Regions from separate parts of the Homo sapiens genome. Here regions 2 and 3 are each linked to region 1. A link is an interaction called in ENCODE POLR2A ChIA-PET data of the cell type or tissue named here. Cell type or tissue: MCF 10A. All regions are shown on one strand. Links, peaks and the distances in the headings refer to the core of each region. The heading gives the core; the rest is flanking DNA.

Region 1 (11,018 bases), core at 2,351-7,350:
GGAATGCTTTCTCTTATCTTCATAAGAGAGTCTCTGATTACTAGTCCTGAAAACTGTATACTCCAGTGGTGTCCTGGCAAGCACTTAACAATGGCTTTACAATGAGGAAAACCCTTGCTGATTTCCATGGTATAAGTACTACCATCATGGCTGATTTCAAGCTACCAATGGAATGTGACTGAACACAGAATGGGGAAGAGACACGCACAATCACCTTTCCCGCCGGGACCTGTAGCTAGCTCACACCAGCTCACAAGAGCAGATTGTTAAAATTTCAGGAATTTTGTGAGCTGGTTGTTCAACATGGATAGCCTGAAACTGGCCCCAGGGAGAATATTTATACCATAGAAATCAGTTAATGCTACAAATCAGGGTTTTGGGTTTTTTTTTTTTTTTTTTTTTTTTGAAAGCCAGTTTATCAGCATACACCACCAAAACACTAGAGTCCCAACTTATGGTTCTGTCTGTGTTGCTATGAGACCGAGTGTCCTCGGACAAGCCACATCGTCTCTGAGTTTCAGTTTAGTCATCTATAAAACAGCGAATTGGAGGACTAAACTCCCAAGTTTTCTCCCACCTCTGAAATTCTATTAAATACTAGGATCATCTTTCAGTTCCCACATGTTGTTCCAGATAAAACCTGAGGTCATGTCACCGTGCACTTACAGGGCTTTGACAGTCATTCGACAGCCTCTGAGGCTAGGGTCCCTGGCCTCTATTTGTGCTTTGAGTTCCAGGCATATACAAATTCTGTAGAGCCACAGACCCATTTGGTGTTCCCTCTCCCTCCACCAGAGCCTTTGCACATGCTATTCCCACTCCTTGGGCCACTCTTCCATGTCCTCTTTCTCTGGCCAACTCTTACTTAGCCCATTGGATCTCTCCGGGAGTGGTCACTTCCTCCAGAAAGCCTTCCTTGACTTTTTCTAAACTGGCTGAGGTATCCCTGTAATGTGTTTCCCTGGCAACTCCATATTTTTTTCTATCATAACTCTTATTGTTATTGCTTCTTTTATTGTCTGCCATCCCCACCTAAATTCAAGTGCCAAAGGGGCAGAGACTGTCTCTCTGGTTATCAGTTTTTTAAAAAAGAAATAGGCCAGGCATGGTGGCTCACACCTGTAATCCCAGACTTCGGGAGGCCAAGGCGGACAGATCACTCGAGGTCAGGAGTTTGAGACTAGCTGGCAAACATAGTGAAACCCCATTTCTACTAAAAATCCAACAGTGAACCAGGCAAGTTGGCGGGTGCTTGTAATCCCAGCTATTCAGGGAGGCTGAGGAGGGAGAATCGCTTGAACCTGGGAGGCGGAGGTTGCAGTGAGCTGAGATCGTGCTACTACACTCCAGCATGGGTGACAGAGCGAGATCCCATCAAGAAAAGAGAAGAGAAGAGAAGAGAAGAGAAAAAAGAAAAGGAAAGAAGGAAGATTCAGAAAGAAGCTAGAGACAGAATGTGCTCTTCTTCCTTGTCATGGCATCTTAGAGTCCTATACCTGGCACAGCAAAAATGACTTACTCGTTGTCTGTTGAGTGAATAAATGAATGTCTGCTTAAATTATACTGCTCTTCAAACAACAGATATTTTTCTTAGTTGCTTCCCCAGACAAAAGTACAAATCTAGAAAGAAACCCCCTTCTGATGAATGCTTTTGCATGAGCAGATTTCCAACACGGGAGGGGACTTCATGAGAGATGCCCCACTTCCGAGAGGGTGTTGTCTCAGGGGTGGCATTCTCAATCCTGACAGGACTAGGACTTCTGAGCAAGCATCCCTGCTCCTCGGCCAGCAGTTCTTGCTTACATGGTTGGTTACAGCCCCTTGCGGGAGCTCTGCTTGCCACAGGAGCAAATACAACTTGGCAACATCAGATCCCCCAAAAGCTATTTGTTTTGGTTAAGAGGGAGGACTTTGGGTAAATTAGAGAGGGAGGAAAACCCACAGACGGTGATTTGACATACCGAGAGCAGAGCACAGGACCACCAGCCAATGAAGTCTCACCTTCCGAGGAATGACAGGAATTGTGGGCCTGGATCTCTGAATGTTCCTCAGGGGCACTCTTGTTACTTGGGATCAGTTACCTTCTGGAGCCTCACTGAGGTAATTTTGAGACAGATTTTCAGAAATTCATTTTCAGATGCTCTTCAAGGCATTCCCAGACCAAACAATCTTAGGATCACAGAGCTAGATCATCCAGTCTGGCCACCATATTTTGTAGGTAGGAAAACTGAGACCCAGCAAGGAGAAGTCATTTGCCCAAGGACACCCAACTAAGACTGAGCTTTATTAGAGTTCTAGTCCCTAATTCCTAACTCTGTATTCTTTCCACTGCAGCAACTCACCAACCAGACCTTGTGAAGACTAAAAAGACAGGTGAAATAGGGCCATGCACACAGAAAGGAGCCCAGGGGAAGAGCGGTCCAGTGAGAAGTCCATTAGAAAATATATCCTGCAGCCAAATATGCTTAGAAAATCCCCTCACCTCCCTGGAGTTTTCTCGATAAATGTAAATAGGTTAGTCAAGAAATCATGGGCCACTGGGTATAACTATACATTTATCATAACCTATGGAAACTCTGTAGGGTCAGTCAACCAAGAAATAGTTGCAATGCAGTATAAGAAGTGCTAGAATATAAGGTAGCAGATGCAATGTTAACAGGGGGAAGAAATAACTAACTTCGCTGGAAGAAATAACTAACAGCCAGGAAAAATGATCTGAAGCTGAATCTCAAAGGATGAAAAGTTAGCGTAAAAAAAAAAAAAATACCATACCTTATTCCAGGAAAAGGTATGGTATTCCTAAGCAAAGGTACAGGGTGGTGGAAACATGTTGTATTGTGACTATTGATGCTTAAGATCTTGGTAATAAATGCACATTGTGTATGGGTGTGTCAAAGGCCTGTCAATGAGCACCTCTGTTAGGCTCAAGTAGTGACTCAAAGAGGAGTTTGGCTGGAGAAGCTGTTGAGGAGATAGAAAGGGGTCATCTTGTGGGGTAGAAAGAGATCAGTATATAAACCCCAGAGAGGAAGCTTAGGGGCAGGGTCAGCTTATGGGTGGCTTTGAGTAAGTGGCAGAAGAGTGGGGATGTCTTGGGATAATGGAGTCATGGCAGGCTTCTGAGCAAGAAAGCAACCCAGCTCCTTGCTTACCAGAATGAATTGGCCAAGAATGTTGGAAGAAGAGACCCAGAAGCAAGGAGAGAGAAGGTGGCAACAATTAGCAGTATGAATCCTTAGCTTGCTGCTGCATGACCAGAGGGAAGCAAAGCCAATTAAGTGTAGTCTCCACTACCTCAGCTCACTATGGTACCCCCTACCACTCTCCTCCTCACCCCACCTCCAGCCTGAGTCATCTTGAAACAAACATGGCCAACTGGGAGGGACCACAGAGACCAACTTCAAACATTCACACAGGACTCTGCTTACCACGGCAAAGCTGCCACTTGTTTGCTGAAACAATTCTCATTTTTAGTAGCTCAATCTAATGATTCAATAGCCAAAGGCATTGAAGAAACAAAAATCATATGACTAAGCCTTGGAGCATTCAGTACTGGCTGTTGAATATATTGCAGCAATAATTGTTCCAAGGCATCTACTTTCTATAGAACACAGCATAGTCATAAAATAAAATATATTGATGTCAAATTCCCCTATATAGGACAGGTCCCAACACCTCAAATTAGCCCTTGTTTGGAGGCCTCTAACTAGACAAAGTGTTTTCATCAGTTTACTAACTAGCAGGATACATTCATCCCCATTTTTGAGATGGACAAAGTGAATCTTATGAACTGTGCACTCAGCCACTTGCAAAATAACAATGATAATAATAACATTAATTAATGTTTAGTGAGCAATTACTCTGTACTAGAACCAGTTGTTACTGCTTTACTTGTACTAACTCTCATTTGATTCTCACAATATTTCTGTGTGGGTTGGGGGGGGAGTAATAACCCCATTTAACAGATGAAGGAACTGAGGTTTAGGGAAGTTAAGTTCTTTGCCCAACATCACAGATCTAATGAGCGCAGAGGCAGGGTTAGAGACCAGGGGTTCCAGAGTTGTGCCCTTAACCACTATAATGGGTTCTCAGTTCTATATGAGCTACCATGAAAGACACAAAAATAAGAGATGACGGGGTCCCTCATAATTTTTGCTCTGAACACACATTACTAGCTGAAACACTCAAATTTAATCAGGAATTTCCCTTTGGTTCCAAACTTCCTGTTTGCTCTAAACCTCTGATGTCAAAGGCAGTCAGAATTCTACTTCTAAGCTGGTCAGCAATAACGCGGCTTCCTCCAAGGAATGTAAACTTGGCTTTCATCCCAGCCAGCTCAGGCTCTCCTCTCTCCTCCTCCCTTCCCCTTTGTTAGGTCACAATGCTTTCACCCCCCAACTGTCATTGGCAGGTAACACTGCATGGAATCAGTTTGGGATAAAGATAGTCTCAGCCTCAAGTAGATTTGGACCCATATAAAAGTGATGACTCCTGAAAAACTCATGCTGGTATTTGGCATTCCTTTAGTAGGGGACAAGCTCTTCATCTATATGACATGGGAGAGGGACAGAATGACTTTTATAACTAAAGTGCACATTTCCAAAGGCAGCTTCTTTGCTGAAGCAGGTCACATAGGGACCAGGGCTTGGGCCGGGTTCTCATGAAGGTGGCTGGGTGCAAAGGGAGCCCAACAGGGAAGTCAAGACACCAAAGTCAGACTTCACAGCTTTTTTTTTTTTTTTTTTGAGACGGAGTCTCGCTCTGTCTCCCAGGCTGGAATGCAGTGGTGTGATCTCGGCTCACTGCAAGCTCCGCCTCCCAGGTTCACGCCATTCTCCTGCCTCAGCCTCCCGAGTAGCTGGGACTACAGACGCCCGCCACCACGCCCGGCTAATTTTTTTTGTATATTTAGTAGAGACGGGGTTTCCCCGCGTTAGCCAGGATGGTCTCGATCTCCTGACCTTGTGATCCACCCACCTCGGCCTCCCAAAGTGTTGGGATTACCAGTGTGAGCCACTGCACCCTGCCGACTTTGCAGCTTTATAATGCAAGCAGATCTGTCAGCCCTTCCAGCCCATTGGTTACCGTCATGCACGTTTATCAGTGTCAATATATCCTGTCCCTGGGTCCCAAAGTGACCACAAGAATAAAATATCACCTGGTTGTGAGATCTGGGCCCTTAGCCTGTAAAAGAGACACAGACTCACATATCCACCAACCTGCTCCTCCCAGACTGCAGTGTTACTGCACTGCCACCATCGTGGGGGTACCTGTAACTCCTCAGGCACTGGCCGAGCCCCTAAACAACCCCAGAGACATTTTTATGCCCAGTAGCTTATTTAACTATTACAATTTATGCCAAGTCCGCAGGCCTTGCCCTCTTATTTTAATATACATTAGTGGAGCCATTTTACAGATGAGGAAACTGTGGCTCAGAGAGATGAGGTCATTTGCCCAGCATTACACAGTTAGTAAGTGGCAATACTAGGACTTGAACTGAGGTTCTCAGTATTAGTTTGCTAGAACTGCCATAACAAAAAACTACAGATTGAGCGACTTAACAGGAATTTATTTTCTTGCAGTTGTGAAGGCTAGAAGTGTAAGACCAAGGTGCTGGCAGGGTTGGTTTCTTTTGAGTCTCTCTCCTTGGCTTGCAGAAGGCTGTATTCTCCCAGTTTCTTCACAAGGTCTTCCCTTGTGCTTGTCTGTGTCCTAACCTCCTCTTCTTATAAGGACATCAGTCATATTGGATTAGGTCACCCAATGACCTCATTTTGCTTTCATTACCTCTTTAAAGGCCCTATCTCCAAATGCCATCACATTCTGTGGTACTGGGGATTGGAGCTTCAACATAAGAATCTGGGGGTTGGGGGCATGATTCAGTCCATTCACTTTCTGACTCCAGAACTGTGTTCTCCGTTTAGCCAACCAATAATAATGGAGCTTACTAGGTGTCAAAGATTGCACTCAGCACTTCTGCAAATGTTTTCTCATGTAATTTTCAAAGCAGTCCAGAGAGGTTTGCATTATAATTCCCATGGAACACTGAGAAAACTGCATTTCAAACAGTTTAATTATTCTACCCAGGAAAACACAACAAAGATGAGGCAGACCCAGGATTCAGCCTCATTCTTCTGACCTCAAACTCTGTGCTGTCTCCAACATACAATGTTGCTTCCCATGTAAAACTGTGACTGGCAACAGAGAGGACAGGGTGACCTGACACAGTGCCAGTGATGGTGGTAGGATGTGGCAACATCTCCTTTTTGGAAAGGTTGTAAATCCAGTGGACAGTAAGAGCTTCTACTGTATAAGGTTGGTGTGATGACTCAATAAGTAACATGTGCAAAGTGTTTAGAATAGTGTCTGGCTACACAAAGGCTAAATAAGTGTTTTGCTATTATTGTTGTTGCTGCTGTTATTACGATTCTTGTTCATTTCTGGATAAAGACTGTAGATATTGAATATTCACCACTATTTTACTTTCCTTCTCAAAATTACACACAAAGATGGAGAGAGTAAGAAAAGAATGCAACACAATGTTGGAATCTTGAAAGTAAACGGATGAGTGGTAACTGAATTAGTAGATCCAAGAAAACTGAATCCTGAACCAGCAATGGGGAAGGTCAAGAGCAATGAAATTTTTGCTGCAGAATTTCCATCTTCCTATCCCCAAAGCTCAGGAAATATGCAGTAACAGTTACTCTGGAGATGAGGGTGATGTGGAGCGAGAGAAAAGAGAGATTTGGTTGAAAACTAGTTATAAATCCAGATTCTCTTTTCTTCTTGGCACGGCCCCTTCCCTGTCCCTAGAGGTTTATTCTCTGGAGAAGTGAAACAGGATCTCTAGACTAAGCATGGAGTGGGGGTAGATGGGCATGAGGGTATAGTACTGAACACAGGAGAATTAAATAAACATGTGTATTCTGGAAGCCGGGTCCTCTAATCTGGCTTCACTTGGTTCCTGCGATGCTGGCCACCAGGCCGTCTCCCTTTAGGCAGGACTCTGGGAGTAATCGAAGCACTCCAAGAGGAAAGGCCTAGAAATAGTGATAGTCTGAGGTTCCCCAACTAAGTGGGCCACCCAGATTAGTCTACAGTGAACCCCAAGTTGACTAGTCCAATATCTGAATGATAGTTCCAGAAAGAGAAAACAGAAGAGAAAGAATCAGTAAAGAAATAAGTAATACATTTTCTAGAACTGAAGGGCTTAATTTTCTAAATTGAAGAGATCTATGCCGGGCGAGTGCAATAGATGAAAACAGACCTATATCGCATCATTCAATAATTTTAGAATAATGGAGACAAAGCTTTAACACACTTCTGGAAAAGAGAAATAGATCCATACAAATGATTGAGAATTCAATTGACTTCAGACTTCTGCACAGCAGCACTGAGAGCTGGAAGACAATGGAATGATACCTTAAAATTGAGTGAAAATGCTTTTTTTTTTTTTTAACTTCAACTTTTATTTTAAGTTCTGAGTTCTTATGCAGGATGTGCATGTTTGTTATACAGGTAAATGCATGCCATGGTGGTCTGCTGTACAGATCATCCCATCACCTAGGTATTAAGCCCAGCATCCATTAGCTATTCTTTCTGATGCTCTCCCTCTCCCCACCCTCCCAACCCCATCCCCGACAGACCCCAGTGTGTGTAGTTCCCCACCATGTGTCCATGTGTTCTCATCGTTCAGCTCCCACTTGTAGGTGAGAACATGCAGTGTTTGCTTTTCTGTTCCTGTGTTAGTTTGCTGAGGATAACGGCTTCCAGCTCCACCTATGTCCCTGCAAAGGACATGATCTCATCTGAAGATTCTTTTTAATCTAAAATTCTATGCCCAGTCAAACTCTTTATCAAGTCTGAGAGTAAAATAAAGATGATTTTAGATATAAAAGGAAAGTCTCAATATTTCACTTCCTATATATTTGTTCTCAGAAATCTACTAAAGGTGCTTCACCAAATTGATGCAGTATACAAAGAAAGAGGAAGGCAAGGAATACTGGAACCAGGAGCTTCACAGGATAGTGGGAAAAGGAAGCCTAGGATGAAAGTGAAGTGGGATCCCAGGGTGACAGCTTTGCAGCAGGCACACAGGGCAGAAGGTAACCATTTAGACTGGAATAGTTTACAAGGCTTGGCAAAGAATGTATCCAAGAATATGAAATTGATAGAATACTGCTTATACCTAAACATGCTAAAAGGAGATATGGACAGTTTGTAGAGAGTTTGTGGTTGAATCAATAATAATTACATAGAAAACAAAGAGATATTTATTAACTTCAGGGAAAATAAACAAAAAAAATGCACTGGGAAGGAAAAGTAACTATAGCATACCACATAACTGAATTCCAAATGGTATTTCACAGTTATAATAATGTATACTATATATTCATTTAACCAAAATTACAGTAAACCATATTGAGAGGATGGGAGGTTGGGAAGGGTGTGCGTATGTGATAGGGCTGTGGAGGTGGGTAGTGGGTGAGAAACGGAACTAAAACCTCATTTTCCACAGTGGTAGGTCACTAGATAATGTGTAAAATAATTGTTTTTAAAATAACAATAAGGCTAGGTGCCATGGTTCATGCCTGTGTAATCCCAGCAATTTGGGAGGCTGAGGTGAGAGGATTGCTCAAATCCAGGAGTTCCAGGTTGCAGTGAGCTATCATTGTAACACTGCATGGCAGCCTGGACAACAGAGCAAGACCCTATCTCAAAAAAAAAAAAAAAAGAAAAGTACAATAAGATAATGTTATTTCTAAATACAGAGGTACATACCAAAAGACCCAGCTGCGAGTTGAATGTGGTTGCTTCTTTGGAAGGGGAAATTGAGGGGAGGGAAGGCAAAAAAAAAAAAACTGCTTTTTTATTAACCAAAACACCATGTAGAACTAATTCATCTGTATGTATATCTTTGACTGAAGTAACATCTAAGCTTTATACTATCTCATTGTGTAAACTCGGGTGAGTTATTCCACAATTTTGGTTTCCAAGTTCTGCACCTATAAAACGAAGGAGATGGATTATGCAGTCTCCAAGGCCCTCCCTGATTTAACTCATCATTTCTGCCATGGTAGCTGATTTCCTTCCATTAGAGACTCGGCCCTTAGATCCTTAGGAATTTTATGTCAAAATATCATTTTCTATAATGGATGGGGTAACGCTGACAGCTAAGAACGATGCTCTCTGGGGAAAACGATCCCCAAGTACCCTCAGTGACTTTCTAAAGGTCAGGTCCTAGAAGACTCAAAGGCAAAAAGAGATGCCCCTACCTTCTCCTCCCTTTCTTTGTATTAGAGCTTTAAATAACTTGATAATGTATTAAAAGAGGATGAGACTACACGTTAGACCTTCCAGTTATTAACTCAGGTTTAACTAAAGACCTTCATTCATGTCAGCAAATCCCTAACTGTGTGCCAATGGCAGGATATGATTCCAGAGATTAAGGCACACACTTTCCCCTCTGACTAGCAGGATGGCAGGACTAAAATTTACATCACAACTTCGTATGCATTTTCCATACGGAGGCCTGGTTTGGAGGGCACAGCTAGAGACCTCAGTACAACCCCAGCTTCTTCTAGGAAAGCCCCTCCTAAGCCTCTCCTTTGGGCTTTGTTCCCCAGCTCTGGAGAGAACAAGATAGTTAAGACAGGTTTATAAGGTGCACTGAGGTTCTGACTGGATTTTTGTTCCTTGCTCTTGATTCTTATCTGACTTTTTATAAACATCATGGTCAACAAGGAAAGCCCTTTCTAAGTACCTCCTGAGTACAGAAGAATCTAGGCTTGGCCAAGGCAGAGGCACCTCCTTTCTCCTTGTCTCCCCTCTGCCCAATTCTGGCACCGGGCACACGACAGGCACTAAGGCAAGACTGACTCTCAGGGAATGATGATAAGGGCTCATTAGAGATCAAAAGGCTTGGAGAATCTAAGGAGGAAGAGTCTATAACTTACATCTTTCTCTGCTGGTGGATAAAGACCAAATTTTAATGCTCAAAATGACAAATGTTAATTATTCATGATATGTGACATAGATAAGACGCTCTGTCATTTCCCACTGGCTTTCATATCCTCTATCACAGTCTGACTTCCAGCAATCACTCTCAGCTACCTTTTGAAAGAGACAAGGCAGGTACTATCTAAACTTCACAAGTGGAGACCAGTCACAAAGAGGTTTTGTAAGTTGCTCACGAAGATTTCTCAGAAAGTTCTCTAGAAACTGTTAAACTGTTTACCCCTGGGTAGTTATGAGTTTGATGAAGAAAAACGGACTTTACGCCTTTCTTCACTGCTTAGATTTTTATTTTTCCTATGACTACTACTTTATCATTTCAAAAAAGAAAGAGTTCGATTTTATCAGAAGGGAAGAATGAAGAAAAAAGGACAAGAAATAATTCATTTCTCTAAAGTGATTTCAGGCATTCCTTTTGGAGACCGGGATGGATAAGAAATCTCTAATGTTCTTTCACTGTATCTTAGTAATGTAAATTCGAGGTATGTGACTGGCTAACATTTACTGAGTACTTACTCTGTGGCAGGTGGTATTTATTTAAAATTACTTAGACCTATTCACTCATGAAATCCCTACGACTTTGTGAGACAGGTATAACTATCATCCCTACTTTATTGATGAGGATGCAGGCAGAAAACATGGGGACACTTGGTCAGGGCTATGGAATCTACGTCTTTCTCCACCCTCTGCTGCACAGCGCTCCTGGCTTCTGGATTACAAAAGAATAAAAAGATACCTTCCTGGCTGCCAAGCCTTCAACTCCATTCCCAGGCCCCTCTACTCCCCTCACTGTCTGAGGCATCATCACAAAATTTCTCCTTCATGACATGGGGACAGAGGGAGTATTCTCTGAAAGTCAGCTGCTGCTGTTGAGCAGCTCGGAGACTAACATGCATAAGCACTGAGCAGCATGTTGAGGAGGAGGAATTTCCCTGAATCAACCTTGGACGGAAAGCCCACCCTTCAAAAACCTCCCACAGTGCCTACAAGTGTATGGGGAGGGC
Region 2 (11,018 bases), core at 3,564-8,563, 130 kb before region 1:
GGTTGAAATTCAGAACATTCGGTTCCTGGGAGTTCCATGCCTGAATGTGGTGGTTCAGGAAAAGCAGGTCCCCAGCCCCCAGCCTCCATCCCACCCGCCTTTACTTCCTGTCCCCAGCAACATCCTGTCCTGCAGAGGACCTCACACTCATGCCAGGGGACACTCCAGCTTACATGTCCAAGCTCCACCCTCCCCCCAGCAAACTACTGCCCCATGGCTGCTCTCCAAACTGGAGATGATGGGGATGCTTGTTACCACTTACCCTAAGAAACAGGCCTGGGGGAGCAGCCCATGCAACCTGGTTTGGGAACATCTGGGCAAGGAATTCCAGAGTCCTGAGCACCAGCTTCATCCCTGACTAACTGGATAACTCAACCTCCATGAGCCTCAGTTTGGTCACCTCTAAAGACTCCATAAAATGTCCTCTACTAGGTTACAATATTATGAGGTAAAAACATTACATAACTCTAAGTCCAGATGTTAGCCCAGTGCATTTAACTGGGCTGCGTGCTAACCTGACAGCTTGACCCAGGCTGCGGGATGTCACCAGGTATAGGGGTCAAGCTGAGACAGGGCTGGGCTCCAGTGGAACCCTCCTGCTGCCCTGCTGGGGAAGGGGAGGAAGTGGCTAACCAGCACCAGCCACAGCCCCAGGGCCAGGTGAGCAGGAGCCTTGACTCTGTCCCCTGGGCCTCCTCTGGCCTCAGAGCGATCCCTGCCTTGGCGGGGAGGCCTGCCTGGGCACTCGGAGCTCTGGCACCACCCTGAGTTGGGTAACAGTATTCCTGCCTCGCAGCTGTGTCTGCCCACTGGGCTGGCTTGCAGCTTGGGGAGGCTGGTGTGTGTGCCAGAAACAGGGAGACCTATTTTTGCCCCAGCCACAGGCCCATGGCCAGAAAAAAAGTTAAATAAAGATGATTTTGTTTTTTCTTGGTGTATAGAGTGCAACTCACTTACTTTTTAACAGACAAGATCAAAGGATCTCTTCAGTAAGAATAATGAATCGTAAATGAATGCAGGTCTACAATGAGACCAGCAAAATGGGGAACTAGAAGGGAGGAAAAGGGGAGGGAGAGAGAGTGAGGGAGAGCTGGAGGGAGAAAGACAGGTGGATAGAGACAGGAAAAACTGGAGTGAGAAAGAAAATCCAGTATCAATAAGCATCAATACCCTGAAGGGGTGATGAGAAAGAGAGAGACAGATACCAAGAGAGACAGACGGATGGAAAAAGAACAAAGACTCAGTGGGGTTTTCGGACTGCAGCAAAGGAGGTGGTGAGATGACGCATATTCGGATGTGACTTCATCCTGGTTAACCATTATTCAAGCTCTTCAATTGTTGCACTCTACGAACCCACAGGGAGTCCATTCTCAGTGAACTAACACAAGCAGGCCATAGCAGAGGAAGCTATTCCATTACCACAAGTGCTGTCTCAAGCCAAGGGGGCACATTTACCTGGAACATCCCTGTCATGTCCTTGAATGAGGGCAGGGGAAGGGTTAACCTGCAGCAGACTCTGGTAGACAGCTTCCATCCCACCTAGTGGTGAGGATAATCAGAGAAGGAAAGAAATCTCCTTCCATATAGCTTTTCAGAACAGCAGGGTCCCAGCTCCAGCCAGGGAAGGCTGCGCACCCGGGCCCAGTGAACTTGAACCAATTGTTTCACAAGATGAGATCTGACAAGCACCAGGGAGACAGCCCTACCCCAAAATATCTTTCCCACTGCCTGTCAGGACTTTGGCCTCCATTGCAAGGTAACAACCTCAGTCAGGGTAGGAGTCAGGAAGCCCAGCGGGGAGTCCCCAGCAGAGCTTTCCATGCCCGGATTCCCCATCTTAAGTGGGGATAACATTCCTTTCCTGCTCATTTCCCAGGGCGGTTATGAGAACCAGTTTGTCAATGGATATGCAAGATCATGGCTTGAGTTTGAATCCTGGCTCTGGTATAACTGGCTGGGTGGTGATTCTCGTCCTATGTTCTGCCACCTATAATAAGAAAAAAACAAGGTTGTTGTGATAATGAAGAAAAGTAATGTTTGTAATGATCTGGTACCAGCTGGTGGCCATAGAAATTACTTAGGTATTGGCCAGGCATGGTGGCTAACACTTGTAATCCCAGCACTTTGGGAGGCCTAGGCAGGAGGATCACTTGAGCCCAGGAGTTTGAGACCAGCCTGGGAAACATGATGAGACCCTGTCTCTATTAAAAAAAAAAAAAAAAGCCAGGTGTGGTGGCACACCTGTAGTTCCGCCTATTCTGGAGGCTGAGGTGCAAGGATTGCCTGAGCCCGGGAGGTCAAGGCTGCAGTGAGCTGTGATCATAGCACTGCACTCTAACTTGAGTAAAAGAGTGAGGTTCAAAAAAAATTACTTAGGTACTTTCCCTAAAAGTAAATCTATTTAGCTAAAATTATTGGTATTTCTGTGTATAGAGAACCATCTCACCCTCTGGACCCAAATGCATCTATTCTGGAGGGAAGCACACACCTAACCTGTCATTAACATCTTTTTCAAACATTTTCCAATAGGATAGGTAGCTGAGAGCAAGTTTCTGATGGTCTGCTATCTCACAGCAGAGGTAAGACTTGATAAAGAAAGAGGGGTGAGAAATTGCTCCACAGTTGGGGCACTGCCTGGGTTCCACCCAGCAATCAATCAATTCTCTGCCTGGTAAATTCTCACATGTTCTTGAAGACTCGATCCAGGTGTCACTTGTCAGTGATGCCTTCTCTAGTCAGACATTTTGACTCCTGTGAGTCCCACCAGTCTTTGTCTATAACCATTATATTGTATTTCTCACGTTTTACTGTAATTGCCTCTCCTATCAAACTGTGAGTTCTTTGAGAACGGGGACTGCATCATATTCAATTCTGCCTCACCAGTCCCTGCTTGGTCCAGAAAGGCACTCAAGGTCTACTGAATAAATACCCAGGCGTGTCTCTCTGCTGGGAGGACCAGAAATATTTAACCTGTGAGAGGATACTTCTAGCTATCAAAATAAAAGTTCTTTCATGTGCATGCTTTCACAGATTACAAATTTATATACCTGTTGCCTCATTTGCTTTTCACAGTAGTCCCACAGGGTAGATAGGAAAGGCGCTGTATCCCATACGACAGCTAAGAAGAACTAAGAGAGGCCGAAGGGTTTGCTCAAGGTCACCCACCTACTGAGTAGCCGAGCCAGGACTGGCACCCAGGTGTCTTGAATTCTAGTCCAAGACAAATCTGCTGAAGGCTTGCTGGGTCAGGAAAGTACAGGTCAGTGGGGAATATTATTTTCTAGGTTTTTTCTTTGAGCCAAAGAATTATATAACTTTTAAAGAAAGCTTGTTCTGAAAAAAAAGTCCAATAGGCAAAACATACAAAACATATGACAGCAGACTGTTACATTATTTTGTAAGTTCAAATTTATTACATTTAATCATGATTAAGTTGATCAATGAGAACAGCAAAACTGTTGTAAATCACACAGAAAAATGTAAAGTTCGATGTGCATGACCTCTGCAGCCAAGTGAGCTTTATTATCCAATGCATTTTTATTTGGAATCATAATCATTGTTTAGTTTTACAGCTTGCATTAGGAACAGTAGCTAAGAACTTTCTATTGACCATCCAGTAGGTGCCAGATCATTACAAATGACTTGTCTTCATTTGTCACACATGCAGACTCATAACTATAAATACTATTAACATTTTTTTTTCTGAATTAAGATATCTTGTCCCCTTTTCAACATGAGCACGTGCAGAACAGCCACTCTTAATGATGCACCTAGTAATCTGTGGGAAGAACGTATCATTTGTTTAGCAAGTTCTGTACTGAGAGACGTTTGTATTATTTTCCACTGAGTATCTTCAAACATACTGCATACTTCCATGAGTTTATCTGTAGTATAAAACCCCAGAAGAGGGGTTACTCAAAGAGCAGGTGAATTATACATTTTCATAGATATTCCAAATTAGCCTTCAGTGAAGTCTTTCCCAATTCACACTCTCATATACTGTGTATGAGGCTGCCATTCTGTCCTCACCATTACCAATGACGAGTACATTATTTTTTTATTTGATGCCAATATGTTACAAAATATCATATCACTTTAATTGGCATTTCTTTTATTATGAATGAGATGGAGTATTTTTTCATGTGACTACGGATGATTATATACCTATTTTCTGTGATGTCTATTTATATCCCTTGCGTATTTTTCTCTTTGAATATTAAGGGGGTTTCCACACCGACTACTCCTCCGGTTACCAATGGGTTCCACACTGACTACTCCTCTGGTTACCAATGATCTACATCTTGTCACCTTTAATGAACCATTCTCTGTTCTTATCTTCTTGATTATTCATCAGTGTTCAAAACAACTGACTACTCCCTGCTTTTCCGTTATTTTTCTCAAGTTTAATTGTTTTTGGTTTATTTTGATGAAAATTTATACAAACATAGTTGAAAGAATAGGCCAGTTTTATGAGGTTTATTAAGAAAATTAGCACAAATTTTGCCATACCCTTCATTAATTCCTGCTCCCCAGAGGCAACCAATTTCAGCAACTATAGTTGATTCATTTGGTATTTAATTCCACATCTCTAAATAACATGCTTATATTGCTATTTATTGATTTTTCAGTTCAAGATAGTACCTATTGATTTCCCACTATGGAAAATGAAGATTTAGCTGTCTTTTAATCCCTGGTCTGCACCACCACATACATGCATACTTTTCATTCCTCTGCCCTCTCAGTATAATTATATTATGATTTTTCACTAGATCAGTATTCTGTGTTCACATTTTTATGACTTTGTAAATGCCAGTTGCAGCAGAGATATATAGTAAACTTTGGTTGTGTTACCTTTCCTGCACAGTTTATTGTTTTGTCTGGAATTAATGCTTATTTTTCCATTGCCTTCCTTTTTGAAGAATTTATCACTAAGTTCACTATCTGAAGTAGTTCAACTTTAAACTCTTCCCCACTTGTGTAAATCTCTCAGTGTGTTTAAACACATTAGGTGTTCTATCAATTTAACCTTGAAACAATCTCCTGAATCTTCTGCCCTTTTAAAGTCCGTTCTGTTTGCCCTCTGCACTTGGCACATAGCTGTTGTCTTGGGAAATCCTTTCTTCATCATTCTGGGGATTTCCTTCTCCTCTTCCTTGTATTGAATCCCTTGTTTCCTGAATCCTCTGTTTTCCCAAGGTTTCTGAGAAAGGGTGTGTGGGAGATAATTTTTTTAACTTGCATATCTTAAAGTGTCTTTATTCTACACTAAAACTTAATTGATAGTTTGACTTGGGTATTAAATTATAGGTTTAAAGTAATTTTTCCCAGAATTTTAAATATATTGCTTTAGGATATGTCTTCATTTATTCTATTTGACATTATATATTATGTCTTACAATGTTGCCTTTGAGGAGTATGTAGCTATTTTTTTCTTTATTTCTTTTTAGACATGGGTTCTTTCTGTGTTGCCCAGGCTGGCCTCAAACTCTTAGCCTCAAGTGATCCTCTGCTTCAACCTCCCAAATAGTTGGGACTACATGGGCACACCACTGCATCCACTCCTATGAAGCCATTTTGATTCTAAACATTTGGTATGTGACATCCTTTTTTTCCTTCCTAGAATCTTGTGAAATTTTCTCTTGACTTTCAGTGTTCTGAAATTTCATGCTGTTGTTCGTTGGAGTAGAGTCTATTTTAATCCACCGCAGTAGAAACTTCATGCTCTTCTCATATAGGAAATTTTCTTCTATTATTTCTTTGATTATTTTTGCCCCTTTACAATGATCCTGGCCTCCTGCTATGCATGCTGTTGTGTACTCCCTTTCAACATTAAAAGGGAGGACCTGTGTGACCAGTAGGATATTGTGAAAGTGACAATGGATGACATCAATGGGTAGTCATAAAAGACCTTTCACCTTTTTTCTTGGTCTCTTGGATTACTCTCTCTGGGAAAAGCTAGCTGTCATGTCATGAAGATACTCAAGTGACCCTGTGGAGAGATTCACATAGTGAGAAATTGAGAAAGAACATAAACCTGCTAGTCACATGAGTGTGCTGCCTTGGAGCAAATTCTCCAGCTACAGCCAGTCTTAAGAAGACTGCAGCCCTGGCCAACATCCAGCTGAACCTCATGAGAAACCTTGAGGCAGACCATTCAGCTGAGTCACTCTTGAACTCGTGGCCACAGGAACTGAAAGAGATATAAATGTTTACAATTTTTTAAGCCACTAAGTTTTGAGGTAATTTGTCACCCCAAATAGATCATTAATATATACTCTTTTTCTGTAACCTCTAATTATTGGGTGTTAGATCTCCTGAACTAGATCTCTGATTTTCTAATTGTTTTACTCCTATTTATTATCTCAATGTCTCTTCATTCAATTTTTCTGGAGGTTTCCTCATCTTTATCTTTAAATCCTTCTATTTAAGATCATGATGAAGTAGTCAGCATCAGAATAACCTGCTTGCTACACACACACACACACACACACACACACACACACACACACAGAAAAAACACTAAAATATTAAGAAAAGGTAACAACCAATTTTTTTTTTTTTACTGAAAACATGCATGTCTTTAATTAAAGCAGAGGAATATCACTTTCTTCTGAAAAGCACTGTTCTTTTTTTTAAATTAGACTTTAAGTTCTAGGGTACATGTGCACAACGTGCAGGTTTGTTACATATGTATACATGTGCCATGTTGGTGTGCTGCACCCATTAACTCACCATTTACATTAGGTATATCTCCTATCCCTCCCCCCTCCCCCCACCCCACGACAGGCCCTGGTGTGAGATGTTCCCCATCCTGTGTCCAAGTGTTGTCATTGTTCAATTCCCACCTATGAGTGAGAACATGCGGTGTTTGGTTTTCTGTCCTTGCGATAGTTTGCTGAGAATGATGGTTTCCAGCTTCATCCATGTCCCTACAAAGGACATTAACTCATCCTTTTTTATGGCTGCATAGTATTCCATGGTGTATATGTGCCACATTTTCTTAATCCAGTCTATCACTGATGGACATTTGGGTTGGTTCCAAGTCTTTGCTATTGTGAATAGTGCCGCAATAAACGTGTGCATGTGTCTTTTTTTTTTATGTCTGTCACATCCAGTTTTATTCAACAAGCATTTACAAAACATCTTCAATGTATCAGGCACTACTAGATGCTAGGCATACATAGATGAACAAAACATATCTTGCCTTTAAAACCTCCTCTTGGAGCTCACAGTTTGGTAAGGGAGATAGACTAATTACAGTAGAACATGGAAGGGCAATAATACTATATTATCAGTGTTGTATAGGGTATAAGGTGGTTTCAAAGAGGAAGTGGTTAACTCAGTGAAGGTTTTGAGGAACAGTCAAGTTTTGTGGGTTTTTTTTTAATTAAACATTTTGTTTTAAGATAATTGTAGAATCACATGCATTGCAAGAAGTAATACAGAGAGATTCCATATACCGTTTGCATAGTTTCCCCAGTGGTAACATTTTACAAACATATAGTACAATATCACAACCAGAATATTGACATTCATACGGTCAAGATACAGAACACTTCCATCGCCACAACGATCCCTCCTGTTGCCTTTTTTGCACAGTATTCCCCCAACCCTATCCACACCTTCACTTTCTGCAGTTTAACTTATCCATGGTCAACCACAGTCTGAAAACTTTATGCATTTTGAGAGAGAAAGAGACCACAATTGCATAACTTTTATGGTCTTTATAGCAACGTGATTTATAATCCTTTGGGTATATACCCAGTAATGGGATGGCTGGGTCAAATGGTATTTTCTAGTTCTAGATCCTTGAGGAATCGCCACACTGTCTTCCACAAGGGTTGAACTAGTTTACAGTCCCTCCGACAGTGTAAAAGTGTTCCTATTTCTCCACATCCTCTCCAGCACCTGTTGTTTCCTGACTTTTTAATGATCGCCATTCTAACTGGTGTGAGATGGTATCTCATTGTGGTTTTGATTTTCATTTCCCTGATGGCCATTGATGATGAGCATTTTTTCATGTGCCTATTGGCTGCATAAATGTCTTCTTTTGAGAAGTGTCTGTTCATATCCTTCACTACTTTTTCGTGGAGTTGTTTGATTTTTTCTTGTAAATTTGTTTAAGTTCTTTGTGGATTCTGGATATTAGCCCTTTGTCAGATGGGTAGATTGTAAAAATTTTCTCCCATTTTGTATGTTGCCTGTTCACTCTGATAGTAGTTTCTTTTGCTGTGCAGAAGCTCTTTAGATTAATCAGATCCATTTGTCAATTTTGGCTTTTGTTGCCATTGCTTTTTGTGTTTTAGTCATGAAGTCCTTGCCCATGCCTATGTCCTGAATGGTATTGCCTAGGTTTTCTTCTAGGGTTTTTATGGTTTTAGGTCTAACATGTAAGTCTTTAATCCATCTTGAATTAATTTTTGTATAAGGTGTAAGGAAGGGATCCTGTTTCAGCTTTCTACATATGGCTAGCCAGTTTTCCCAGCACCATTTATTAAATAGGGAATCCTTTCCCCATTGCTTGTTTTTGTCAGGTTTGTCAAAGATCAGATGGTTGTAGATGTGTGGTATTATTTCTGAGGGCTCTGTTCTGTTCCATTGGTCTATATCTCTGTTTTGGTGCCAGTACCATGCTGTTTTGGTTACTGTAGCCTTGTAGTATAGTTTGAAGTCAGGTAGTGTGATGCCTCCAGCTTTGTTCTTTTGGCTTAGGATTGTCTTGGCAATGTGGGCTCTTTTTTGGTTCCATATAAACTTTAAAGTTTTTTCCAATTCTGTGAAGAAAGTCATTTGTAGCTTGATGGGGAGGGCATTGAATCTATAAATTACCTTGGGCAGTATGGCCATTTTCACGATATTGATTCTTCCTACCCATGAGCATGGAATGTTCTTCCATTTGTTTGTGTCCTTTCTTATTTCCCTGAGCAGTGGTTTGTAGTTCTCCTTGAAGAGGTCCTTCACATCCCTTGTAAGTTGGATTCCTAGGTATTTTATTCTCTTTGAAGCAATTGTGAATGGGAGTTCACTCATGATTTGGCTCTCCTTTTGTTGGTTGTTGGTGTATAAGAATGCTTGTGATTTTTGCACATTGATTTTGTATCCTGAGACTTTGCTGAAGTTGCTTATCAGCTTAAGGAGATTTTGGGCTGAGACTAAGGGGTTTTCTAAAAATACAATCATGTCATCTGCAAACAGGGACAATTTGACTTCGTCTTTTCCTAATTGAATACCCTTTATTTCTTTCTCCTGCCTGATTGCCCTGGCCAGAACTTCCAAAACTAAGTTGAATAGGAGTGGTGAGAGAGGGCATCCCTGTCTCGTGCCAGTTTTCAAAGGGAATGCTTCCAGCTTTTGCCCATTCAGTATGATATTGGCTGTGGGTTTGTCATAAATAGCTCTTATTATTTTGAGATATGTACTATCTATACCTAGTTTATTGAGAGTTTTTAGCATGAAGGGCTGTTGAATTTTGTCGAAGGCCTTTTCTGCATCTATTGAGATAATCATGTGGTTTTTGTCTTCGGTTCTGTTTATATGATGGATTACGTTTATTGATTTGCATATGTTGAACTAGCCTTGCATCCCAGGGATGAAGCCAACTTGAACATGGTGGATAAGCTTTTAGATGTGCTGCTGGATTCAGTTTGCCAGTATTTTATTGAGGATTTTTGCATTGATGTTCATCAGGGATATTGGTCTAAAATTCTTTTTTGTTGTGTCTCTGCCAGGCTTTGGTATCAGGATGATGCTGGTCTCATAAAATGAGTTAGGGAGGATTCCCTCTTTTTCTATTGATTGGAATAGTTTCAGAAGGAATGGTACCAGCTCCTCTTTGTACCTCTGGTAGAATTCAGCTGAGAATTTGTCTGGTCCTGGACTTTTTTTTGGTTCGTAGGCTATTAATTATTGCCTCAATTTCAGAGCCTGTCATTGGTCTATTCAGGGATTCAACTTCTTCCTAGTTTAGTCTTGGGAGGGTGTATGTGTCCAGGAATTTATCCATTTCTTCTAGATTTTCTAGTTTATTTGCGTAGAGGCGTTTGTAGTATTCTCTGATGGTAGTTTGTTTTTCTGTGGGATTGGTGGTGATATCCCCTTTATCATTTTTTATTGCGTCTGTTTGATTCTTCTCTCTTTTCTTCTTTATTAGTCTTGCTTGCGGTCTATCAATTTTGTTGATCCTTTAAAAAACCAGCTCCTGGATTCATTAATTTTTTGAAGGGGTTTTTGTGTCTCTATTTCCTTCAGTTCTGCTCTGATTTTAGTTATTTCTTGCCTTCTGCTAGCTTTTGAATGTGTTTGCTCTTGCTTCTCTAGTTCTTTTAATTGTGATGTTAGGGTGTCAGTTTTAGATCTTTCCTCCTTTCTCTTGTGGGCATTTAGTGCTATAAATTTCCCTCTACACAACTGCTTTAAATGTGTCCCAGAGATTCTGGTATGTTGTGTCTTTGTTCTCATTGGTTTCAAAGAACATCTTTATTTCTGCCTTCATTTCGTTATGTACCCAGTAGTCATTCAGGAGCAGATTGTTCAGTTTCCATTGTTCAGTTTCCATGTAGTTGAGCAGTTTTGAGTGAGTTTCTTAATCCTGAGTTCTAGTTTGATTGCACTGTGGTCTGAGAGACAGTTTGTTATAATTTCTGTTCTTTTACATTTGCTGAAGAGTGCTTTACTTCCAGCTATGTTGTCAATTTTCGAATAAGTGCAATGTGGTGCTGAGAAGAATGTATATTCTGTTCATTTGGGGTGGAGAGTTCTGTAGATGTCTATTAGGTCTGCTTGGTGCAGAGCTGAGTTTAATTCCTGGATATCCTTGTTAACTTTCTGTCTCATTGATCTGTCTAATGTTGACAGTGGGATGTTAAAGTCTCCCATTATTACTGTGTGGGAGTCTAAGTCTCTCTGTAGGTCTCTAAGGACTTGCCTTATGAATCTGGGTGCTCCTGTATTGGGTGCATATATATCTAGGATAGTTAGCTCTTCTTGTTGAATTGATCCCTTTACCATTATATAGTGGC
Region 3 (11,018 bases), core at 3,687-8,686, 230 kb before region 1:
ATGGGCCAAGCCCCAGGGGGAAAAAGCCACTAACACAAAAATCCTAAGAAACAAAACAAAAATGAAAACCTAATGACATCCCTAAAGATCAGCAAGTGGGGCTAAAGAACAGCCCACACTTTGGAAAAAACACTGTCCATTAGCCCAAACTTCAAAAAGTCCACTCTACTCTACTCCTCCGCCTTTGACTTCCCTGCAAGACACACATCAGACGAGGAGGGGGTTAACAGAACCCAGCTGCCCCTCTTATCTGGCTAGCCTGCTAATGGCGAATCTCTGCTACTGAGGTCCCGTCAGTGATTTCTGCAAATCACTTTTATTAGAGATAATGTCATCTTTACTTCATTATCCAGCCCAGCAGCCAAAGAGAAAACAAGTTGATACACACACACACACACACACACACACACACACACACACACACGTATTTTTTTTTTTTTTTCTGTGAAACACCAGTTCTGTCCATTAACACTGACAGGTGACAGGGAACTGAAACTCCTGGACCATTCTTATAAGATTTTGGTCAAAACTTGGCACTTAACCCTCTTTTTCCTGGGACAAGCAGAGCACACCCCACAGCCTCTTCCCCAGAGCCTCTAAAGCAATGGTTGGTTTCTGTGCGATGCTCATTGCCCTGGCAGCTGAAGACAGGGCCGCTGGTGACACCATGGCAGGCCGGCCTGCACACTCAGTTCTGTCCAGCAGATAAAACAGTTGTATAACACGCAGGCAGGTGAGTGCAGGAGCACTGCTAATTCTACTTTATGCAAAGCAATAATTAACATGTGAGTCAGCAGCAGAGAAAGACTTTAAGCCCGGGGAAAAAAAAACAGCCTGAAAGTCCTGAAGCCTCAGAGGCAGCGCCGTGTCTGATTAAACGATTTAGAAGATTAGAGTGAGTGTAGGGAGACCTAAGTGGAGGTGGGGTGTGACTGCAGTGGCTCTCCCTGAGTAGTCTCTCAGCTGTGTCCAGGATACTCTGAATTTCGGTGCCGGTTGGTAGAAAGAAAAGGTTCATTTTTCCAGAATCAACTAAGAAGTGGTCTTTTCTGTCTCTCCGCTTAGTTATTTCCCTTAATTATTTTTAAACCTCGGAGCTTTGGCTTCATTGGAGTGACGTCTGATGGCCACAGAGATTCTGACAAATGCATCTGTTCTTTTCCCATGGTGGTCTGCCAAACCCCACAACTCTATGCCACCTAGAGGAAAGATCTAAAGCAGTCAGAGTTCTAAAAGGCCACCCTTACATAGCTAAAACAGTTTTGTTTTGTTTTAATGAAAAAGTACTTCTTGGCATTTTAGCATTTTTGTAAAAAGTATGGCTCCTTGGAATTTAAATCACATCTGGTCTTTGTTTGATGAGCCAGGGCTTTCATTTATTTGACAGTTACTGAGTGTCTACTACATGCCAGGCACTGGGGATAGAGAAGGGAAGACAGATCCCTACCCTCCAGGAACTGACAGCCCAGTCAGGGAGACACACTGAGCAGACCAGGCCAAGCGCATGTGCCATGCAGATGCAGCAGGACTGCCCGGGCTTGAGGACTTGGACACTTACTCTATGACCTGGGGCAAGTTACTTAAGTTTCTCTAAACCTCAGCGTCTATGAGTGCCTGCCTTACAGAGCCTCTGTGAGGAATAAATAATATATACATGTATGCAGAGAACCATGCCTAAGAAATACTACACACTCAATAGTGTTGAGGCCATTGCTACAGAAGTCAGGAGCAAGTGCTCTGGGAGCAAGAAAGATGACATAACCCAAAATGGGGAGGAAAAAAAAAAAGACTCCTCAAGGGTTTCCCCAGTTGTGAATTTAAGGACAAAGGAGAGTTAGCCAGGACAAGGAGGTGGTAAAGGAGTCCCAAAAAGATGGGGCAAAATCAGGCCCCGTGAGGCTATGGTTGTAGGAGGACAGGTCTTGCCAACAGGGGCTGAACTCCAGAACAATGCTTGGGACCATCCCTCCTAAGGTGTCCCAAGGTGCCCTCAGCCGGAAGCAGAATCCTGGTTTAGCTGAACCATGGGGCAACCCTATTGTGGCATTTCTTCTATTTTTGCATTCCTTGTGCTTTGACAATGAGATGATTGTGTGGATATTACAAGAGGTGATTATCTCCATGGGCACTGAGCCTGTTTTAGCGCAAAGACCTTGCTTTGCCAGAGCCAAGACTTCTGAGGTCACAGCTAAGTTGCCAATTCTAGAGAACTTCTGACAAACCTCAAGGCCACTGGGAACCCTGCTCTTTGCAGGATGGCTTATTTTAAAAGATAAGCTACACTAAGTAGGTGCTGGGCAGAAGGTAGCCTGGACTTGAGAGAGCCTCAGTTCAGGGACAGTGCACTACCCATCTATGTGTGCCTAGCTCTACGTGTAGGAAGAGAAAAAGACAGCCTGTGCTATGAAGCGATAACAGCTCAGAAACGGAGCTGGATTCTGGATTCTGTAAAGCCTTTTATCCCAGATCTCTGTGGGAATGGGGGTGCTTGGTGAAGCTCATGCCATCACGGGGGTCAGGGGCAGAGGGCACAGAGCTTGTTTGATTCTGTCATGATTTAAAGCATTAAGATGGAAACTTGGAGGGAAAGTTTCAAGAAAAGAGAAACAAAGTATTACTGATGATTCTGCCTGTTACAACAAACATGTGGCATCACAAACGGTCTGGAACCTCAATCAGAATGTTCAGCAGTTACACATTCTTAGTTGGATTTAAGTCATTCTGTGAATGATTCATCTCAATGCCTATAAGTGAACTTCTTGGCTGTGAGGCAATAGTTGGGGAATTTAAAATGTGTAATATTCCACAGAGGCAGGCAGAAGCTATGCAGACAGCCAGAGGTGTTTTTGTCTTTAAGAAGGATGTGTGTGTGTGTTTTGTTTGTCTGTTTGCTTGTTTTGAGATGGAGTCTTGCTCTGTCACCCAGAGTGCAGTGGTGTGATCTCGGCTCACTGCAACTTCCGCCTCCCGGGTTCAAGCGATTCTCCCGCCTCAGCCTCCCAAGTAGCTGGGATTACAGGTGCCCACCACTGCACCTGGCTAAATTGTGTATTTTTAGTAGAGACGGGGTTTCACTATCTCGGCCAGGCTAGTCTCGGACTCCTGACCTCATGATCCACCCGCCTCGGCCTCCTAAAGTGCTGGGATTACAGGCGCGAGCCACCACGCCTGGCCGTGTGTGTGTTTTAATAGAAAGCCTATAGAGATGAGCACAGGCCAATTAATAGGCAAGGTCTCCAAGGGGAAAAGAGCTTATCTTACAGGGACAACTCCTCGGTCTCATTGCCTTTTTGCTGCCAGCTTCCCTTGACCATCTTCCTGTTTTTCCATAGGCCTCCCCTTACCATAAATAGGATAGCCTACACGTTCCCCTCCTGTCTTGCAAGGACTGTCGGCATAGGTGCTGAGTCCTAGGAAAGAAAGAGCATTCTAGCAATGGTGCCTCCTACCCTGTGGTTGCCTCGCACCCAGATGACAATCCCTGAACCAGAGTCAGTAACCAATCCTAGCGCTTCACTTTCAGACACTGGCCTACTCAACCAGGAAGGGTTTCTGGAAATGCCCCTATTAAGGAAAAGAAATGTAATATGCAACTTGACTTTAAAAACCCAGGAAGCTCTAACACTCTATCAAGTTCTTAAGACTTTTTCTTTGCTGCATAATCCTTGGCCAAGTTCAAAGGTGAGCACTTTCCCAGAGGCTCATTAGGAATAATGTTTACTTCATACATTTTGAGGATGCAAAGTTTGACTCCATTTTGCTTATTTGGAAAAAAATAATTTTTTTTATGAACAAAAAGGAGGAGGGAACAGGGAATGAGACAAGGGTAAAATGTGAAAGAGAAGAAAAAGGTGCTTAGAAGACTGGCCTGGAAGGCAGACTTGTGTTCTGAACATTTTCACCTCTGATTTGCTCTGAAGAGTTACAATGGGAAGATATTGTACATTTCACCTTTCTGAACCTTGAAGACCCCATCTGTCCTCCCCACTGTTCTAAGTGATTGCTGAAGGTACGTTCTGATGGTAGATATGATATATACTCATGTTTTCACAGAGGATGCTACATAAATAAAGTGTAGTGACATTTATAACTAGGACTTCTGGGTTCTGTACTGGGAAGGAAATTCAACAGAGAGCTCTGTGAAGGTTTGTGGTCTGCTGCTCTCAAGCCAGGAGGTCATAAACAGGCCCATCAAACCAGGCCATCACTGACTGTTTGGGGGATGGGCAGCCATTCTCAGTGACTGGTTGAGGCCAGGGAGTTCAAGCTTGCACTTCATCTGTCATTTTCATCTCATTTCCTCCCTTAGAATAAAGCACCAGATCTAAATGGGCCTGCCACCTCCCATGTTTGGTTAACGAAGAGTGGTATGGGGGAACTGGTCATGGGGACAGAAGTACTTAATGCCTCCACCTGTCTTACCTGCCATCGTGGCCTCTACTCATTCTTCAAGACCCACTCAAGCTCCTAGCTCTCCCTCCTTCCAGGAGGTGCCCCCAATTTCCTGGCCGGGGTGACCTCACTTACTGTCTACACCACTCTTTTGGCACTTAGCAGTCTCTGCCAAGTTTTGTTAAGTCTCTTTTTTACCTGTGTAAGCCAGGGTCACTAACAGCCCGATCTGCATATGGACTCTGGGGACCATAGGATAGTTAGACTGGAAGAAAAATTTGAGGCTGTTGCCAAGTTTTCTCAAAACCTAAGTTCAGACAATTCTGGGGAGGGAGTACGTGTAGCCCCCCCGGAGGTAGGTTAACATTTGGGAGCAGAGAATTCACCTTTGATAGAGGGCTGGCTCAGGAGGCATGAGGCAATATTAAGCTCTTCCCAAAGACTTGGCAGGAGGGCTCTGGCGGGGCCTCCTCTGTGCACTGCCCTCTGGAGGTGGGGCTGAGACCACCACCAGGGTGCCCACAGCTGTTCAAAGCTGAACAGGGCAGAACACTTTTTCCACAAGTCACTCAACAGATGAATTTTTGTGTGTGCCTACTCTGTGCCAGGGGCTATATTCTAATGGAATTGTCATCCAAGGATATATGGGAAGCTGGTTTGAGCCTCTTTATAGCTTCCATCCACACTACCGGTTTTAGACATGGAGTTTTATAAACTTTGTCCCACCTTATATTCCAAATAGGTAACTTTTGTTTTTCTGCAGTTCAACTTTAATTTAAATATTAATGGCAGTGTTCCAAGCTTCAGAATTCATGGGATTTGTAAACAAGTCTGAGCTCCTGTCTAAAGTCTCTGTGGTTCTAAACATTAGATAGGTCACTATCAAATCTCCTGACTACTCTGGTCCATTCTAAAATCTCTATTCCTATGTTCTCACTGCCCATACCACCTAGCTTTTAATTTCTAATATTCTCTAATTCTCTAATACTCTCCTGTATATTAATGTCCTCTCCTCACTTAGATTATAGCTCCTTGAGGCCAGGGACCACATATCCTACTTTTTCTCTTTTTCATTATGCCAACACAATATTGGGCACACAGCAGGCATTTAATACATATTCAACCATGAAATCACGGCACTTTAGAATAAAGAAAATGTTAGCATTTATCCAGTCTAATCTCTTCATTGTACAGATGAGGAAACTGAGACCTGGAGGTTGTAAGTCACTAGCTCAAGGTCAGCACGGCCCCTGCTGGTCCTGAAGCTGAGACCAATGTTTATGGGCAGTAAACCATTATCTACTGACATAGGTACAACAGTGACCTACATTTTGCAGTTGAAGAATCAGAGGTACAATGTGTTTAAGTGACTTCTCCAAGATACCACAACTCATAGGTGGTAAATCTCGGACTGGAACCCAGGCAGTCTGGCTCCAGGGCCTGCAGGCTTACCGCCTCCCTCTCACTTCTCCTCTCCAAAACCCCTAGAACCATTTTCCCTATTTCCATATCAGGGTATTTACTATCTCCTGTCTTGAGTATGATCACCTGTATGCTCGTCTTACCCCTTCCTGGCCCCCACTAGACTATATTTCCTATGGGCAGGAACAAAGGTGTCTCCTTTAATTTTCTGGGATCTTCAGCCCAGTGCCCTTCCTACAGTGGGTGCTTAGTGAATAGAACTCCAAATATGTACAAATGAAGTATGCTAGGGTAGTAAGGCAATCCATTTCTTCCTCTTAAAACACTGTGTAGAACTTTAAATACTTGTTTTTCCCCACGGAGGAGATAGGAATCTAGTGGGAGTACAAATGCTTTGTCAAGGCCTCTCCACCCTGACCAAATGTTGCCCAATTCTTGCACAACCTTACAGTCACGTGGGAGGCTCATCCCCCAGGCAGGTGATCTAGCCACTCCTCTCTGCACCTATTCATCATGGTTTTTACCCCCGTTTTCTTTCACTGTGTACAGAAGACTGCATCCTGGCGCCCATACTTAAGCCACTCCAGGAAATCTTGATAGTCGAATTCCCTTGTTATTAGGCAGTTGAGATTGGAAGCTTAAAGAGAAAAGCAGATTCCCCACTCCCCCTGCTTCTCCCAAGAGCATAAGTTGGTTCCCTGCTGGTGGGAGAGTCAGCAACAACTACAAGATTCTAGTGTTTCCCAAATTCACACAGGAGGGAGAACTAGGCTATCCCCAGGGGCAACTGATGCCTAGAAGGAACTGATCCAATCCCAGCAGCACAGAATCATTTCCATTTCATATTGAATGTCACTGTTTTCTCAAATATTCAAAATAGCACCCATGCTATTCCAAGGTTTCCCCTTATGAAGAATAACTGGGCGCCATAATTATGGTTTTCTTTGCAGGAAGTGATCACTACAGCTTAGCTACTTTCCCTCTTCAGGATTTAAATGGGGTGAAGGTAAGGGGCTTTCACTAACCTTGCATATGGCAGCCTTCTGTTTCTTCTTTGTGTCCCTGTTTTAAAAACAAAAAGCCCTAACATGAGTTCTAATGATCATCATGGTAATAGGATTTCAAGTTTTTCGCCAAATTTTTTATCCATGCAGCAGCTATGGATGAATATAAAACACCCTGGAAGTGAGCGTGTATGTCCCAATGGAGCTTTCCTGTTGGCAGGAACAGAGAAAATGGTCATGGAACTCCTCCTCCAACACCTGCCTGACATCACCAGCACAAAAGCCAGAATTCTCCGGCTAAGCAATGGAAAGGTTGACTAGCTACCATACAATTACCCTGCACTGATCTTATCCCGCCTGGATTCTCAGTTGAACTACTAGGAGGTCACCACCAAAGTGAGTCATGTCATCCTTCGCCTGCCTACAGGATATTCTAACACTGAGGCTATTAGGGCTTTTACCATGAATGAAGGACACCCTTTGGTGCCTCTCCTAGTCCCTCAGCCTCAAGGAAATGCCCACATCGGCAGAATTTTTCTTTATGCTCTTTTGTATGTTCTTGCTCCCATCTGCAATGGATAGGACAAAACAGTTCTCTCCCCAAAAGGAACTATCTAAAAAATTCCCAAGGGCAGTAATACTCTAATGTAATACAATACTGGTTTTAAAATCCCATATTATCTAAGACTCTAACCTAGAACATACAGAGCACTGCCCACTGGAGAGTACTGGATCCAACAAGCCCAAGGGAACCTTCCTCACCATGCTTTTTAAGCAGGGAAGTGGATTCCTCCCAGGGTCCTGTCCTCAGGAGATTTCCCTGCTCCATCTGGAAAGGTCAGCTCACCCTAAAGATAAACTGGACCTTTTTTCTTCTCTTTCGATGTTAAGAGCTACACAACATACTTAAATATTAAACAACATCTCTATCAATGGGGAACTGCCCAGTCCAACAGTATAGCAAAAGCCTGTGCCCAAGCTGGGTGAGATAGAAGAAAGAAAGGCAGGCTGTGAGATGGGCTCCAGCCCAATTCGTTTTCAGTGTAGAGCAGAAACACCAACCACTTCTGGACTTCTCTATTCTCAACATTTAACAAAACAGCTCCAAATGGAGGACTCTGTCTCTCCTGTTAAGCCTTTTATAAGGTGCAGTTAGTTCCCCACTTACGTAACTGCTTTTAATAATGTGCCTTGAAAACTTGTACGGAAAAAGTTTGGCATCTAGGGGCAGCCCAAGGATGAGCGTTTTCATCCTGGCCAGGCTGCCACAGCCTTGCCCCAGTCTATAGGGCATATCACAGCCAAACAGGGACATAAATGCTCCCTTTAACTGTGTCTTGGTTTGGCCAGAGATGGCCTTAAACCAGTCTGTTCTCAGGGTTACTGTTCCCTACCTCCAGCATGCACCTATGCTTTGTATTTTCACAAGCAAGATTTGTAGTTTTGGATGATAAATATTTATTGGGCATCTATTGCCCATGGGCCTTGCTAAGAACTGTGGGGTGTGCAATTCATATAAAAACATAATTAGGGCTGGGCGCAGTGGCTCACACCTGTAATCCTAGCACCTTGGGAGGCCGAGGTGGGCAGATCACAAGGTCAGAAGATCGAGACCATCCTGGCTAACGTGGTGAAACTCTGTTTCTACTAAAAATACAAAAAAATTAGCCAGGCGTGGTGGCGGGTGCCTGTAGTCCCAGCTACTCAGGAGGGTGAGGAAGGAGAATGGCATGAACCCAGAAGGCGGAGCTTGCAGTGAGCCAAGATCGCACCACCGCACTCCAGCCTGGGCTACAGAACGAGACTCCGTCTCAAAAACAAACAAACAAAAAAACCATAATTCACCCTGCCCTTGCTTTTAAGCTGCACAAACAGCAAATGAGACAAGAGGTTGCCCTATATACACAGTAGCCATAGACTAAATATTTGTTGTTGGTGGTGAGACCAGACATTGTATGGGCTGGCAGAAACACGCAAAAGATCATGGTGGGTTATTTCAGAAGACAGGAGAATCACACCCAATACAGTCAGTTTCCTTTGATTACTCATGTATATCTTTGCAAAATTCTGTTTTGGCTTCCCTGTGGAAAACAGATGAGCAAGTGACCTAGGGGCATAATAGTGGCAATATCTGATACAATTCACAATTTTCAGAGGAAAAAAAAATATTACTTTCTTGATGAGTTTGGTCAGTTTTCTACCAGTCTCTTATGCCATAAGAAGAGAAGCAAGACATCAATCTGTGGATGACTTTGGGACTCAGAGAGCCTCTGTAATGTGTTTTGGTTTGGCCAGAGATGGCCTTAAACCAGTCTGCTCTCAGGGTTACTGTTCCCTACCTCCAGGATACACCTATGCTTTGTACTTTCACAAGCAAGATTTGTAGTTCCGTATGATAAATATTTATTGGGCATCTACTGCCCACGGGCCTTGCTAAGAACTGTTGGGTGCGCAAGATATATAAAAACATAATTCAGTCTTGTTTATTCCTCCCATCCATTTGTTAAAAGACCTCATCAGGTGTGGACACAGTTGCCTTTGGCACCTACTTTATTTTTCCTTTCTTAACAACTGTTTATTGATCACTATTTTATATCCATCACCAAACTTAGTGCCAAAGAGTAGAATAACTATTTTTAGAATAAAATGTAGCATATATGAATTAGACAAAATATAGCAGCTTAAAAAAAAAGTCTCCTCATTAACTTCGTCTAGATTTTTACACTTTTCAAGGGTAACGGCCCTGTGTTGCCTGTGTGCTGAGTGTAGACTCTAGTTATGATCCGTGAGGTCGCCATGGGAGTGCTGTGCTTCACACAGCCTGCAATCTACCACGCTCTTCCCTCCTAGGCAGATAAGACTGGAGCTCACACAAGGTTTGTTTTCAGCTGTTAATAGATTGATTCCTTGGTAATGTCTCCATTTTAGAAAGGCCATACAGGTTAGTACAGAAATTGCAAACTTCAGCTCCCACTGACGGGTAGGTTTGGCTGTCAGGAGCAGTGTGTGAAAGATTCCGAGGACATCTCTGGGCTCAGAGGTGCTGTGATTGATTAATATTGCCTGTCGTGGGGGTGGACTAAGTGAGGGAAGCACAGGTGGTATCTATGCCTTTGCCATCCCTGATATAATGGAAACAGCAGAAGCTTTGGAGTGAGGCCTCTCAGCTTCAAATCTGGGCTCTGGCTCTGTGTGCAAGAACTGAGGCAAGTCATTTGGCCTCTCTACATCTCAGCTCCTCATCTATAAATGGGAATAATATCTATTTCACAGGCTTGATGGAAAGCAGTGGTTCTCATAGTGTGGTCCAGGGATGAGCAACATCATCATCATCTAGGAACTTGTTAGAAATGCACACTCTCAGGCTCCACCTCAGACCTGCGGGCCGAGTAAGAAATTCTAGGGATGAGGTCCAGTAATCTGAGTTTTAATAAGCCCCAGGCAGTTCTGATGCACACTAAGGTTTGGAACCCCTGTTGTTAAGAGTCACAAATAAGTCCTGCGGCACTTACAAGGATAGAAGTTATGTTTTATCAGTCATGACTGATGTAGTCATCTGCCACACAGTGACTAGCAAAGTGCCAGGCTTATAGCAGGTGCTCAATACATTCTAACTTCTTTTTCTTGTAAAAATATGAGCTGCCAGCATAAGAACCTAGCGGGTGGAGAAGAGGAGGGGTTTGTATATTGTTTCAGGTGGAGAAATTAGCTAGTGCAGCGGTTCAAAGACTTAAGCAAATGCTTGGCAAGATGTCTGGGAGATTTCCTCCCCCAAGAAGAAGGAAGAAAGTGGGCCCAGGATTCCGTAGTAGATGACAACAATAATTATTCTCAGGGAAGAATTTCAGGGAAGGGTACCTATACATCACCCAAATCAGTAGGGATTATACAGGATAGATCCAGCCCACAGCAAGCTTGCCTTAAACCTCATTCAGAGAGTTGAAGTTACTTAAGTCCCAAAGGCCTCTATTTAAAATAGTTTCACATGCTCCACAGCACGAACTGAAAATAGGTCTACTGAGGTGCCTGTACTATATCCTATATGCCAGTTATTATATATAATAACCTTATGGTGCCTTCATCCTTCTCTCCCTGACACCTTTCACTCCCAAATATCATTATGTTGATAGTCTTTGTTTGCCTCACAGGTGTAAACAATGGGGCAGTGATTTCCATTCCCACACAGGCTGTTGTGGGGGT

The links. ChIA-PET counts read pairs that join two places held together with the same protein. Peaks named below come from ENCODE experiments on the same cell type or tissue, not always from the same donor. Only the 100,000 strongest peaks of a DNase experiment are listed, where the experiment ranks them.
Region 2: POLR2A ChIA-PET joins it to region 1 with 6 read pairs; 4 of 35 experiments call an interaction of 5 or more read pairs at or near these places.
Region 3: POLR2A ChIA-PET joins it to region 1 with 5 read pairs; 3 of 35 experiments call an interaction of 5 or more read pairs at or near these places.

Annotation. Positions count from the first base shown.
Region 1 is chr2:46,091,247-46,102,264 of GRCh38, reverse strand. The region is part of intron 11 of PRKCE (protein kinase C epsilon); the gene reads right to left. Among named protein-coding and RNA genes, the nearest start is that of EPAS1, 200 kb to the left of the region's middle. In MCF 10A, for the core only: no CTCF peak of the experiment used is centred there; DNase peaks (open chromatin) are centred at 3,464 and 4,324.
Region 2 is chr2:46,220,008-46,231,025 of GRCh38, reverse strand. No RefSeq gene overlaps it. Among named protein-coding and RNA genes, the nearest start is that of EPAS1, 72 kb to the left of the region's middle. RefSeq lists enhancers at 477-566, 1,142-2,126. In MCF 10A, for the core only: no CTCF peak of the experiment used is centred there; a DNase peak (open chromatin) is centred at 6,025.
Region 3 is chr2:46,321,698-46,332,715 of GRCh38, reverse strand. The region is part of intron 1 of EPAS1 (endothelial PAS domain protein 1); the gene reads right to left. Among named protein-coding and RNA genes, the nearest start is that of EPAS1, 30 kb to the right of the region's middle. In MCF 10A, for the core only: a CTCF peak has its summit at 4,898 (motif pointing left); DNase peaks (open chromatin) are centred at 6,275 and 7,145.